Linked DNA regions of Homo sapiens: region 2 is linked to region 1. Evidence: chromatin loops called from intact Hi-C (ENCODE). Cell type or tissue: gastrocnemius medialis. All regions are shown on one strand. Each heading gives the region's core, and the rest is flanking DNA. Links, peaks and the distances in the headings are about the cores only.

The links. A loop is a pair of places that touch in the nucleus more often than their neighbours do. Peaks named below come from ENCODE experiments on the same cell type or tissue, not always from the same donor. Only the 100,000 strongest peaks of a DNase experiment are listed, where the experiment ranks them.
Region 2: it touches region 1 in a loop (3-fold over the local background); 1 of 110 quality-filtered maps calls a loop at or near these places.

Annotation. Positions count from the first base shown.
Region 1 is chr1:26,180,481-26,184,864 of GRCh38, reverse strand. It overlaps CNKSR1 (connector enhancer of kinase suppressor of Ras 1), which reads right to left. Exons shown (of 21, transcript NM_006314.3): 2 at 4,255-4,384; 3 at 3,969-4,150; 4 at 2,924-3,008; 5 at 2,463-2,504; 6 at 2,281-2,385; 7 at 1,609-1,668; 8 at 1,451-1,519; 9 at 1,035-1,136; 10 at 724-794; 11 at 578-651; 12 at 358-464; 13 at 253-280. Among named protein-coding and RNA genes, the nearest start is that of CNKSR1, 5.2 kb to the right of the region's middle. RefSeq lists an enhancer at 2,294-2,795. In gastrocnemius medialis, for the core only: no CTCF peak of the experiment used is centred there; DNase peaks (open chromatin) are centred at 2,344 and 2,904; H3K4me3 peaks cover 1,686 bases; H3K27ac peaks cover 4,000 bases.
Region 2 is chr1:26,253,337-26,257,720 of GRCh38, reverse strand. It overlaps CEP85 (centrosomal protein 85), which reads right to left. Exons shown (of 14, transcript NM_001319944.2): 4 at 1,856-2,550; 5 at 1-124. Among named protein-coding and RNA genes, the nearest start is that of CEP85, 21 kb to the right of the region's middle. RefSeq lists a silencer at 197-397. In gastrocnemius medialis, for the core only: no CTCF peak of the experiment used is centred there; DNase peaks (open chromatin) are centred at 200, 2,000 and 3,092; H3K4me3 peaks cover 2,919 bases; H3K27ac peaks cover 4,000 bases.

The DNA.
Region 1 (4,384 bases), core at 169-4,168:
GACCCTTCTTATTTTAGAGATGAGCAAACTGAAGACTAGAGGCTAACCTGTTTGCTCAGTCACAGCAAACAGGTTAGCCTCTAGTCTGGTGAGAGGCCCAGACTGGGAGCACAGCTCTGTCTGACCCTAGAAACAGAGCTGTTTCCAGGAGAGGCTGTGTGGGAAGGATGGGGGTGGTCTTGCCCAGCATGTAAAGATTTTTAACAGCTCCTCAAACAGGGGAACCCCCACCTAGTCCAGCGCACCTCATACCTTTTGATTTCTTCCGACCAACAGGACTCTGAAAGGACAGCAGAAGGGTGAGAGAAGGATCTAGGTCCAGACCCACCCACCCCCTTGCTAAGCCCCTGAGCTTACCTTGTCAGGGGATTCAGGGAGCCCTGGAGTCCCTGCTACCCCTGCTGGGAGTATGGCTGGGGGTTCCGGGGGGATGGGCAGGGGCTCAGGGCCAAGGGAGGCAGAGTCTGTCAGGGAGGGAGGAGAGAGAGGGAAAGTCTATGAGCCCAGTCCCAGGCTTGGGGTCAGAACTGGGTGCCCAGATGCCGTGTCCGGGGCATCCATGGAGCTTTGAGACTACCTGTCCAGGCAGGGCTGGGTCCGGGACTGGGGTTTGAAGACAGGTCAAAGGCAAAGACGTCTTCAGATGGGGCCCTGGGGAGGGCAAGGGGGATGAGATGAGCCCACGGTCTCCCCACCAAGACACACCTGGACAGAGCCTGTTACCTGGGAGACAGTGGGGCCAGAGACAGTGATGGGCTCCTCTGGTGCGGGGAGTCCAGGACCTGAGGGGGCGTCTGGGGAACAACCAGGAACAAAGCAATGGAGACAGGGGTCTGAAAGCAGGTTGGGGGGCAACAGGGGTAGGGGAGCAGCAGGAGCAGGTACCTGTGGGGGGGTCTGAAGGGAGCTAGGGGGGCGCAGCAGGGGAAGGTGCCTGTTGGGGGGGGTCTGAAGGCAGGTGTGGGGGTGGTGGGGGCAGGTACCTGTGGAGGGGGGGGTCTGAAGGCAGGTCGGGGGGCGGCAGGGGAAGGTACCTGTGGGGGGGTCTCCGGTATCGGGATCTTCTTCAGCACTAAGCTGAGTCCGGCTGGCTCCCGCAGCAGTTCCCTCACCATGTTCTTACGGGGCCATCCCACCTGGGGGACAGAAACACTGGCTGGTATCAACCTGGGCAGGAGGCTCTAAAGCAACCACCAACTCTCACCCTCGTGCTGGGAGCTCTCTCTCAGCCTCCCACTTCTGCCTCCCACTCATGCAGCCTCCTGGGGGCTTCCATGGGCCCCATCACCTGGGCTCTGCAGAGGATGCTCTCACCAGACTTAGCTGGCTCATCTCCTGGAAGGCAGCTCCCACAACCCTGGTCAGAACCCTTGGTTGCCTCCCCACCCACCAGACTTGGGTTCCACTCGGTGACCCCTTCACCTCCTACCATGTCCCTCTCCTCACGCACCACCACCTGCTCGTTGATCTGGACAACCTCGTCTCCAGGCTGGATCTGCAGTCGGGAGTCAGTGGGAACCTGACGTGGGGAATGGGGCCTGAGGTTGGCCTGGCTTGCAGGTGAGAGGCCTCGGGGATGGGCGGCTGAGAAGGGTGTGGGGCTCTCACCTGGGTGTCCACTTGGGACACAAAGTGCTGGCAATTGCTGGTGGTGTGAATTTCTAGGCCCTGCAGAGGCAGAGGCTATAGTCACCGGGGGCTGGGGGGCAACAGGGCCAATAGGCAGGACCCCCGCCAGACACCAGGACTCTATGGTGGGTGGAACTGTGGCAAGAGCTGACCCCAAGCTGGTCCTGCCCAGACTTGCTGTATGACTTTGGACTTGCTACTCCTGTGGGCCTCTGCCTTCTCCTCTGCTAAGAGCCAGAGGGAAGCTGGAGACCCTGATTTCTGAGGTACCAGCTTCTCAGCAACATTCCTAAAGGGACAAGCAGGGACAGGGCAGGGATAGGGCTCTGGTCTTCCCCACTGGTCAAAGATTAAACCAAGAAAGGTCACATCCTCTCCCTTTCTCCTAACTGCCCCCAAGCCCCTGCCCCGTCTCCATCCCAAGGCTGGAACACACTACCTGAGGCCACACCCGCGTGGCCCCTCAGGACTGGGGAGGTGCAGAGCAACGGGAGACCCTGGCCAATCCTCTGGGCCTCCATTTTAGCATCTGTACAAAAAAGGCTTTCCAGCCATGGCAGCACAGGGTTCTGTGGGATCCTGGACCCTATTTCAGGGCCCAGACAAGGCTGCCAAGGGGTCAGAAGTGAGAGGTGGGAGGGCAGGGCTCACCAATGGACTGTCCAGCTGCACCTGCTCGAGCACGGCCTTCTGTTCCAGCAGCTCCTTGGGGCAGCAGACCAGGATGTTGTGGCAGATCCCAGCCACGTGGCTGCACTGGGGGAGGGGAGCGGGCTATGTAGCCTGAGCCCGATCGCCCCTACCCCCACTCTCTTCCCACCCCACAGACTCACGATCCTCAGGACTGTGCCCTCCTTCTCAGCCGCTGGACCATCCTGGAAGTAGAATGAGAGAGCAGGGGCCTCCCCTGAGCAAGGGCCATAAGGGGACTGCCTTCTCCTGGGGGCAGGGTGGGATTCCGTACAGTCCCTCCCTGCCTTCCCTACACTGGCCCCCTGCCCAGAACCACAGGGCCTCAGCGTTTTAACCAGAGGGCTCGTTTCCCTGATACCAGGCCCCCAGAAGTCACCACACGTGCCCTCCCCTCCTTCCCTGTCCTGAGTGTCAAAATTCCCCTGCCAGCTAGGGGACCCCAGGCCCCATTGTCCCATACCCAGTGGCAGGGCCTCCTCTCCTCCTTTCTCGCCCGTCTCAATCCTCATACTCGATCCTGGGCTGATTCACAGGTTATAAAAAGCTCTAGCCCAGCTTGGTCTCTAGGGCATGGGCCAAGCCTGGCCCTTGGTTCTCCTACCTCATGCAAGACCTGGCTCAGCTCCTCCAACAAGTCTCGGATCTCCTGGCATGCTGAGAAATCATTTAAGTGGGAGAAGAGGTACCTGGCAGGGGAAGAATAGCACAGTGGTTAAGGGACTATGCTTAACCACTCAGAGCCAATTACTCACCAATTACTCACCTCAGAGACTTGGGGATAATACCTGCTCTGATGGGTTTTGGTTTAGAGTAAAGGAGATGATTGAGACATCTAAAGAGATTAGCACAGGACTTATTTGTCATGTGCCTACCACATGCCAAGCCCTGTTCTAGGCACTGGGGAAACAGACAGTAAAGACATCATACATCAATATCAATTTAACTTTGGCTGTAATGAGTATCATGAAACATTGGATAATGAGTTTATAATAAGTTATTATTTATTATTTATTAATAGTATAGCTTGGAGAGTGTACAACAGGGAAGGCTTCCCCGAGATGACATTTGAGGTGGGGTCTGTAGGACAAGCAGCAGCCAGTGCACAGGGTTGGGGAGGCTCTCCATTCAGTGGTTGTTGATGAGATCGATTATTACAAGCTGGAGGGTGGGGTGGGAACTCTGGCATCCCAGTGCCCCTGCACAGGTGGATTAATCCCTCTGCCCTGCTCCACCATATCTTTTTTTTTTTTTTTTTTTTTTTTGAGAGGGAGTCTCACTCTGTCGCCCAGGCTGGAGTACAGTGGCATGATCTCGGCTCACTGGAACTTCCACCTCCCAGGTTTGAGTGATTCTCCTGCCTCAGCCTCCCCAGTAGCTGGGATTACAGGTGCGCACCACCACACCTGGCTAATTTTGTATATTTTTGGTAAAGATGGGGTTTCACCATGTTGGCCAGGCTGGTCTCCAACTCCTGACCTCAAGTGATCTGCCCGCTTCGGCCTCCCAAAGTGCTGGGATTACAGACCTAAGCCACCACGCCTGGCTCACCATATCTGAACAAGAGCCAAGATCTGTTTTTCTCTCCCACGCCCTGAAGGAGGCCAAGGATGACAATAGTCCCTCACTCGTCACCCCAACCCGGGTACCTGCTGAGCCAGAAGAGGAGGGCGTCAGCTTCATGCAACAGCTCCACAGCTGCACAGAGGACATCAATAGGGGTCTTGGCACAGTCCCCCAGGCAGCCTTGGACTATGCTCTGGAAGTCATGGGTTGCCCCCAGAAGTCCCTCTGTCAGGCTTTGCAGGTTCTCTGTCTGTAGCCTGGAGCTCTGTGCCAGAAAGAGGGCAAGTCACCTCCCTGGCAGCAGCCAGCCCCCCATCACACCCCCCAGGTTGGTGGAAGCTGCAGCCAGTGTGACCAGCATTCACTCACCAGGGCCTGGAGCTGTTCCACCCCGCCCAGGATGAGCTCCTGGTGTCCCAGAGACCGCACAGCCAGAGCCTCGAGGCTTTGGGGGCAGAGCTGGAGCAGGTTCTTGCCAGGCAGCTGCCAGTCCTCAAAG
Region 2 (4,384 bases), core at 157-4,156, 73 kb before region 1:
GAAGCTCTTTTTCCTTCAGAAGGTGTTCATTACTGTTCAAGATGCTGATCCACTGTGCTGGCTCTAAGATGGGCAGTGAAGGACCAAAAGCAGCAGGATGGTGGCAGATGGCTCCATTCTGAAGCTGAAAGGCAAGTAGGCCCAGATGAGCTTGATCTTGACCCATACACGCCTGAAAACACCTGAGCAGTAATCAGCTGGGTCTGTAGTCAAAGCCCAACTTGGCTCAGCCTGATGAGGCCCAATGTTTATGAAATAATTTTAGCTCTGAGGCATGACTGGAAAGAACCTGCCAGGAAGGCTTCTGCCAACTGAACACTCCCTGTTCAAAAAGGCTCTAGTTTCTAAGAAAAGGTCAGTTATCTTTTATTATCTAGCAACAGAGGCAAACCAGGAGCTAGGATGTCCTCACCAACCAAGGAAGGGGAATATGTCTGCTCCCTTCCTTCCCACTCTTCAGCAGCACAAGGATTTTTTAAAAGAAAATATGCTGGGTGCGGTGGCTCACGCCTGTAATCCCAGCACTTTGGAAGGCCAAGGTGGGCAGATTGCCCAAGCTCAGGAGTTCTAAACCAGCATGGGCAACAGGGTGAAAACCCGTCTCTAATAAAAAATACAAAAAATTAGCCAGGCGTGGTGGCATGCGCCTGTGGTCCTAGCTACTCAGGAGGCTGAGGCAGGAAAATTGCTTGAACCTGAGAGGTGGAGGTTGCAGTGAGCCAAGATCATGCCACTGGGCGACAGAGCAAGACTCTGTCTCCAAAACACACACACACACACACACACACACACCAAAACAAAACAAAACAAAAAAAGGAAAATACAGGCAGGCACAGTAACTCACCCCTGTAATCCCAGCACTTTCGGAGGCTGAGGCGGGCGGATCACAAGGTCAGGAGTTCGAGACTAGGCGGGCCAGCATGGTGAAACCCTGTTTCTACTAATAATACAAAAAAGAGCTGGGCGTGTTGGCACGCACCTGTAGTCCCAGCTACTCGGGAGGTTAAGGCAGGAGAATCACTTGACCTTGGGAGGTAGAGGTTGCAGTGAGCCGAGAACACGCCACTGCACTCCAGCCTGGGCAACAGAGCAAGACTCCATCTCAAAAAAAAAAAAAAAAGAAAATACAAAAGTGGTAGAGAGAACACAGGGGCTCAAAGAAGGTTTTCACATTTATTTATTTATTTTTTGAGACAGAGCCTCGCTCTGTCATCCAGACTGGAGTGCAATGGCGCAGTCTCGGCTCACTGCAACCTCCGCCTCCCAGGTTCAAGCAATTCTCCTGCCACAGCCTCCTGAGTAGTTGGGACTACAGGCGCATGCCACCACACCTGGCTAATTTTTATATTTTTAGTAGAGGCAGGGTTTCACTCTGCTGGCCAGGCTGGTCTCGAACTCCTGCCCGCCTCGGCCTCCCAAAATGCTGGGATTATAGGCGTGAGCCACCTGGCCTCAAAGATGGTTTTTAAACCCCAGCTCTGCCAATTACCAACTCTATGACCCCGTACAGATTATGTAGTCTAAGAACCTGGTAAGTTTCTACATCTACCTCGTTAGTACACTATGAAGATTAAATAAAATGCTGTATGTGAAAGTACTTAGCCTAGTGACGTATAAATACGTTTTTAGGTTTTCCTTTGTAACCTTTTGCTATTTTGGAGACCCTATCTGGTGCTTAATTTGACTACCAAACAGATTCAATGGCCAACAGCTCACAAGCCTGTATTTCCTGTCTACAAACATCTTCCTTCTTTTTACAGCTATTTTCTTTAAGCCAAAATTCAAAGGACAAAAGCTATTACAATTCTAAGAACTGTACAGAACCTAGAAAATCCAAGGAAAGATAGACCTCTACCTGCATTTGCTCCATCTGTAAACGAATCAATTCCAGCTGCTGCCGACAAGTGCTGAGTTCACAAGATTGCTCTCGGGGATGCCAAGTGTCAGGACTCGGCTGCCACACCTGAGAGGGCAGAGGCTTGGAGAGCCCGGGAGCAGGCTGGAGTCCCAAAGGGAGGACCCCACTGCTATTAGAATGTGGTCCATTCCGCTCAAACACTGCCCCGCTGCCCGGTGCCTTCTTGGCCTCAGGCAACACTCTGTACAACTCCTTACTTGTGCTGGTTCTTGGGTTGTGGAAGCGGACTCGGTGGTGAGGATCTGAATAAAGTGTCTCCATCATTGCCGACTGATTGAGGGTAGATTCCATGCTAGGAATATCAAACTTCCTCGCCTCTTCTTGTCTTTCATGGCCCACTGCTGGAAACCAGGACTGCTCAATTCCATTTTCTCCAGTAGCACCAGAGAAATACATGAGATCTCTAGATAGGCCTGGAGAATGTTTCATTGCACCGAGGTCTCCATTTCTTGTCATTCCCACACTTTCAGCCAACCCTGACAAAGGGAGTTTAGAGGAAGAGGGTCCAACAGGTGTAGAATTTGGCTTGGCAGGAGAGGTCCCTAAAGTAGAAGGCATCACATGGGCTGTTGGAATGGTTACGTGGCTTTTGATGGGCTGGAAAGGAGGACTGCCACTTGAGCTGCAAAAATCTGGGGAGAGAATAGTCTTCCATAAGTAAAAATTGAAGTAGCAAGCTTTCTTGAGTTTGAATGCTATGCCAGAAGCTCTCGGCCTGTCCTGAGACCAAGCAGAGAGAGCACCATCATCAAAAGTATCAGGCAGAAAGAAACGGCAACCAAACTGGGAGATGTATGTTCCAGGATCTCAAATGCCATTCACAAGGTAAACTAACAAAAGGCAATAATGACTTCACTTTTAACTTAGTCCTTTGTACTGGAATAAAAAAAATCTTGTCAGTCAACAGACAAAGCTGAAAAACTTTTAAAAAGTTTTTTAAAAAATTTAAACTTTAAAACAAATTACTTACTTAAGGAAAATGAGTTAGGTCCTACTCTTCTGGAAGCTGGACAACTCTCAGCTATAATCAAATCTAATAAAAATATCCTTTCCAAGAGTCACCAGAATCTTCTGCGACCTCCAAAAGCTCCCCCAGGAAGGTGAGCAACGAGTCCAAACTATCTGAAGAATGAAGCGAACTAGACAGTCTTGCTCAGTATGCAGGACAGGGAGTATGGCATCTGAGGCAGGATTCTGTTCTCTCTCCCATACCCCAAACCTGACTGCCTGGATATGTGAAGTTATTCTTAGTAACTCTCAGGTTTCACTCTAGCACAGTGAGCACTCTCAATTGGGTACACACTGAAATCCTCTATTTTATATTTTGCCTTTCACTTGCCCCCTTGTGTGTACCCAACTGTGTTTTTTTTTTTTTAACTTTTCCTTCAGACTGAATTTGTGTTTCCTTTGGCTCCTGCCTGGTCTTGGGAGACAACCCTTGATTAGCCCTACTATACAAGGTTCACATTTCTACCTATTTCCAACTTTCAAGTACTACTCTGAGGGGGACTACTGCAAGCAAACAATAAGGGAGGAATGTGAGGTAACATACTTATTGCTTTCAGCAGGCAGAAAACTGAATAAGGAAATAAGGAATACCAATTTCTTCTCTTTTCAACTATATTCAGTACTCGTTCCCAAATCAAGCATATCTACCACGGAGAAGAGCGACTACCAACTTGTTTCTTTTTCTCCCCAGCAACCAACACAGAGAACACTCAGATAACAACAACAAATACTATAATTGTTCCCAGAATTATGTAAGTATAGATCAGCTACGACCTTCTCATTAAACAACTTTTTTTTTTGAAATGGGGTCTCACTCTGTCACCCAGGCTGGAGCACAGTGGCGTGATCACAGTTCACTGCAGCCTCGACCTCCCCAGGCTCAGGTGATCTTCCCACCTCAGTTTTTGTATTTTTAGGAGAGATGGGGTTTCGCCATGTTGCCCAGACTGGTCTCGAACTCATGGGCTCAAGTGATCCACCTGCCTCAGCCTCCCAAAGTGCTAGGATTACAGGTGTGAGCCACCATGCCCGGCCTTAAGCAACTCTTTAAAAATATGGGCAAGCCACCTCACACCTGTCAGAATGGCTATGATGAAAAAGATGAGGCCGGGCGCAGTGGCTCATGCCTGTAATCCCCAGCACTTTGGGAGGCTGAGGAGGGGGGATCATGAGGTCAGGAGATCGAAACCATCCTGGCTAACACGGTGAAACCCTGTCTCTACTAAAAATACAAAATATTAGCCAGGTATGGTGGCACGCGCCTGTAGTCCCAGCTATTCGGGAGGCTGAGGCAGGAGGATCGCTTGAACCCAGGAGGTGGAGGTTGCAATGAGCCAGGATCGCACTACTGCACTCCAGCCTGGGCGACAGAGTGAGACTCCATCTCAAAAAAAAAAAAAAAAAGATGAAAGATAACAAGTTTGGAGAGGATGCAGAGAAAAGGGAACTCTAGTACAC